2 separate regions of the Homo sapiens genome follow, and region 2 is linked to region 1. A link is an interaction called in ENCODE POLR2A ChIA-PET data of the cell type or tissue named here. Cell type or tissue: PC-9. All regions are shown on one strand.

Region 1 (2,500 bases):
TATGTCCTGGACTCTTCTCATCATACAAGACTGCCTTTTAAGAGTACTACCTACGTGAACCCTGGGGGCGAAGCCTACAGTGAGCCGAGATCGCGCCACTGCACTCCAGCCTGGGTGAAAGGGCGAGACTCCTTCTCAAAAAAAAGAGTACTACACTTGGCCAGCTACAGTGGCTCATGCCTATAACCCTAGCACTTTGAGAGGCAGAGGTGAGAGGATCACTTGAGGCTGGGAGTTTGAGACCAGCCTGGCCAGTACAGTGGGACACCCATCTCTACAAAAAAAAATTTTTTAATTAGCCAGGTGTGGTGGCTGCACACCTGTCTGTAGTCCTAGCTGCTCAGGAGGCTGAGGTGGGAGGATCACTTCAGCCTGGGAGGTGGAGGTTGCAGTGAGCTAGGTTTGTGCCACTATACTCTAGCCTAGGCAACAGAGTGAGATCTTGTCTCAAAAAAAAAAAAAAAAACAAAAACAAAAACAAACAAACAAACAAAAAGGAATAATACCCTTTATCCATGAGGGAGTCTTCTGGAAGGCTAGTTCTGAAGCCCCTAGCCTAATGGACCAGCCCCTCTGTGAGGGCAAAAGCCCGCAGGAAGGGACCCTGCTGTCTGCACTGAATGCTTGGACAGCTGGGCATTGTGGATGGAGTAGAAAGCCAATCACATGGGTGACAGGGAGGATAGCTTGCTCAGGAATCCGGAGGTGGGTGGGCCATGAGCCCTGCTCCTCACCCCTGCAAGGCACTTTGGATCTTGTTTCCCATCAGCAGGATCCTGGACCTCCCGGCCCTGCTCAGAGTTGGAATCCTGGGATCTGTTCCCACATGGCCCAGAATGCTCATGGTGTGGACACAATGAGCTGCTTCTGGAGCTGGAATGCCACGGCCTCCAGGGCCAGGAGCCATCCCTGTTTATTGAACTGTGGACATTGGTGCTTCCTAGTGCCTGAGGCCTATTACAAAATCGAATTGCGACACCGACATGAAGCCCTGGTGAGATGGGTCACATGGCTTGTGACTAGAAGAACCAACAGTTGCAGCTATAGCATCTCATTTAAAATTTTTTTTTTCTGTAACTTTAAGAGCATGAACTCATCCTAATGAGGTTTGACAGCAGCTTTGTCACACATTAGATGTTTCCTCAGCTGTAAACTGGGTCAGAAGCTTGGAGTCACTGTCCAAGCTCGGCTGTTCACTGGCTGTGTGTTCTTGGCATGTTATTCAACCTCTCTGTGCTTTAGTTTCCTCAGCTGTAAAATGGGGGTAATAATAGCATCCATCTTACAGGGTTATAGTGAAGATTAAATGAGTTAAGATCTGAAAAATGCTTAGAATAGTATGGGGCATGGAGGAGGCATCCAATTATTGTAGCTGTTGTTATTATTATTATTATTTCCACCCCTCCAGGCTGCCTCCACAGGACAGTGTTGTGTACTTCTAGGTCGTGGTTTGTAGCACAGATCTAAACTTAAGAGTATGTGCTTATATAAATACCCAGCATATTGACCCCCAGCCTGTCTAAACTCAGTCTCACAGCTCCCTTAGCTTAAAAGACAAGAAAGGGTTAGAACCCCGGAGCAGAGACCAGGCAGCCACTGCTTGCAGCTCATGGAACATTCACTGCCTCTTCAGCTTGCTCACCTGTAAAACTGGGTTGATAATACTCCCTCTGTTTGCACTGAATTCTCAGGAATGCACGAGCTGTTTATGCAAAAGGGCTTTTGGAGGAACTAATGAATACACTGAGTGAATATTACTTTAAAAATCATCCTAGGGAGGGTCTGCAGGCCTCAGTTTACCAATTATGGAGTTTAACAACAACCTGTAAAATATGATAAGATGATTTCCCAGATTCAGGCTGAACTAAATCCCTAGCATTTTAGGCCCAGCCTAGAGCTCCCTCGACTCTGCGACTCCCTCCTCTCGCCAGAAAAAATGCAAATTCCCACCTGCCCCCTGGGGGCAGTTCCATCTGAGCTGAGCACTGGAGAAATAAGAGGTGGCATTAATTATTCATGTGCCTACTTATTATGCTTCTTTCCCCAGGAAACTCCCAGCTGTCCTAAAGGGCTTTGAAGAGAAGGGGTGTGTAGGCGCAAACCAAAACATAAGCCACTTTGTTGTGTCCTGCTTGCACCAACAAAGGTTGTCAAATGGCTGGAAGATGAGGAGGTGGGGAGGAGTGGAGAGATGCGACAGGAAGGCAGTGGGATGATAAGGGGGGCACCAGCTCTGCCTACCTGCTGATCCAAATACTCTAGGTTTCTTTGCAACTGAAGATCTAAAAGTTCATCCTACCCGGAGCCCGAGGCCCAGAGGCCAAACAGCAACACAAACAAACAGGAACACACAAAAGAAAACAATAAAAAAAGAAGCAAAGCAGTTAAGAGTTAGCGACAAGGACAAGGAGAGGCTTCTCCCTCTGCCCTTGAGGAGTTCTCAGGAAGGGAGGGGTTGAGGATGTGGGCAGGCAAAGTAGTTCTCTACTGGACACTCCAG
Region 2 (2,500 bases), 280 kb after region 1:
ATTTTTCTTTGGGTTTGTGTGTACCTGTGTGTGTGTGTTTGAGGATATTGCTTTATTAGATTTTAATAGGCGTGTTGCAGTTAAGTTCATGTCAGGCCATTTCCTAAAGCTTCCCCAAACCTGGGGAAACTTTATAGTCATCTTGGTACGTGGCGAGGGTTTCATATGTTTTCTGAATTATGCCTAATTTTGTAGTAGACTGGAGGGTTTATACAGATAGCCTGTTTTTAACAGTAGATTTTGGCCTTTGTGCAGAGGTTTTTTTTCCCCCCAGGTTTGGGATTCTTCTAGCTTTGCTCACAGTGGGTTGAGGAGAGGTGTTGCCTTTATTTGATGACTGTTGTGAACTTGAGTTCTCTTTCTTGTGTGTAACCCATTGTGTTGCACACTAACTGGTGAGCCAGAATGGAACTGCTACATCCCCTGGTCTCAGTTATTTCTACTGCACTGATGGACACCTTTCCCTTCTTTCAGCAAAGTGCAGAGGAAAGTTCCACTTCCAGAAAAAGAACTACAGAAGACGATATCCCCACACTGCCTACCTCAGAGCATAAATGCATACATTCTAGAGAAGGTATGTTTTGGATTAAGGCTATATAGACTTTTGTTCTCTTCCTCTTCCAACCTTTTTATTTTTAATCTCTCCGTATGTGAAGTAGGAGAGGGATATGTCACAATTTCTCATCCTTTTCTGAAAACCTTTTTATCAGCCTAGTTACTACCATTGTTAGCTTTGAAGAGGTAGTGCTATTTTAGCAACCCGTGAGTACTAGGATGGTGCAAGACCCTTCCATGAGCTAGCATGCTACTAGAAAATAGCTACACATTTATTGATTTGCTACCAGGTGAATTTTCTACATACATGAATTCAGCTGCCTTAGACTTTTCAATCTTAGTATTCTTGTATGTATATGATTTGGTTAGAATTTTTATTTTGATTTATCTACTTGAGGCAAAGGCCAATTTTCATACTTTTTTTTTTTTTTTTGGAGTCAGAGTTTCCCTGGGTCACCCAGGTTGGAGTGCAGCAGTGCGATCTCAGCTCACTGCGACCTCCACCTCCTTGGTTCAAGTGATTCTTGTGCCTCAGCCTCCTGAGTAGCTGAGATTACAGGTGTGTGCCACCACGCCTGGCTTTTTTTTTTTTTTTTTTGAGACGGAGTCTCATTCTTGTTACCTGGGCTGAGTGCAATGGTGTGATCTCAGCTCACCGCAGCCTCCGCCTCCCAGGTTCAAGCCATTCTCCTGCCTCAGCCTCTGGAGTAGCTGGGATTACAGGCGCACGCCACCACACCCGGCTAATTTTGTATTTTTAGTAGAGATGGGGTTTCCCCACGTTGGTTAGGCTGGTCTCCAACTCCCGACCTCAGGTGATCTGCCTACCTTGGCCTCCCAAAGTGCTGGGATTACAGGTGCATGCCACTACGCCTGGCTAATTTTGGGGTTTTGCCATGTTGGCCAGGCTGGTCTCGAACTACTGGCCTCAAATGGTCTACCCGCCTCAGCCTCCTAAAGTGCTGGGATTACAGGCGTGAGCCACTGCACCTGGCCCAATTTTTACACATTTTGAAGTTTGCAAAGATGACATAATATACTTAATCACAAAGCCAAGAATGAGATATAAGAAGCCTGGTATAAGTTGAGCACTCTAAATTTGAAATGTTGAGCATTCTCAATTTGAAAGATTGTAATGCTCTTTTAGCAACTCATGAGTACTAGGATGGTGCAAGACCCTTTCAAAGGATCTTAGAATAAGTTGAGCATCCAAAATCTGAAAACTTGTTTTTTTTTTTTGTTTTGTTTTGTTTTTTTTTTTTTGAGACAGGGTCTTGCTCTGTCACCAGGCTGGAGTGCAGTGGCACAGTCTCAGCTCACTGCAACAACCTCCACCTCCCGTGTTCAAGCGATTCTCCTGCCTCAGCCTCCTAAGTAGCTGGGATTACAGGCGTGCACCACTACGCCCAGCTAATTTTTGTATTCTTAGTAGAGACGGGGTTTTACCATGTTGACCAGGATGGGTTGATGTCATGACCTCGTGATCCACCCGCCTTGGCCTCCCAAAGTGCTGGGATTATAGGCATGAGCCACCACACCCAGCCTCTGAAAACTTTTTCACATGACACCACAAGTAGAAAATTTAACACCTGACCTCATATGACAGGTTGCAGTGAAAACTTAGTTTCATGCACGGAATTATTTAAAATATTACAAAAAACTGTCTTCAGGCTATGTGTACAAGGTGTACATGAAAACTTGGGTCCCATTAGCCGGGCGCGGTGGCTCACGCCTGTAATCCCAGCACTTTGGGAGGCTGAGGTGGGCGGATCACGAGGTCAGGAGATTGAGACCATCCTGGCCAACACGGTGAAATCCTGTCTCTACTTAAAAAAAATACAAAAAATTAGCTGGGTGTGGTGGCGGGCGCCCGTAGTCCCAGCTACCCGGGAGGCTGAGGCAGGAGAATTGCGTGAACCCAGGAGGTGGAGCTAGCAGTGAGCCG

The links. Peaks named below come from ENCODE experiments on the same cell type or tissue, not always from the same donor. Only the 100,000 strongest peaks of a DNase experiment are listed, where the experiment ranks them.
Region 2: POLR2A ChIA-PET joins it to region 1 with 24 read pairs; 2 of 35 experiments call an interaction of 5 or more read pairs at or near these places.

What each region holds. Positions count from the first base shown.
Region 1 is chr1:204,253,385-204,255,884 of GRCh38, forward strand. The region is part of intron 9 of PLEKHA6 (pleckstrin homology domain containing A6); the gene reads right to left. Among named protein-coding and RNA genes, the nearest start is that of GOLT1A, 41 kb to the left of the region's middle. RefSeq lists enhancers at 263-764, 765-1,264. In PC-9, no CTCF peak of the experiment used is centred here; a DNase peak (open chromatin) is centred at 957; H3K27ac peaks cover 925 bases.
Region 2 is chr1:204,537,735-204,540,234 of GRCh38, forward strand. It overlaps MDM4 (MDM4 regulator of p53), which reads left to right. Exons shown (of 11, transcript NM_002393.5): 7 at 475-574. Among named protein-coding and RNA genes, the nearest start is that of MDM4, 23 kb to the left of the region's middle. In PC-9, no CTCF peak of the experiment used is centred here; no DNase peak of the experiment used is centred here.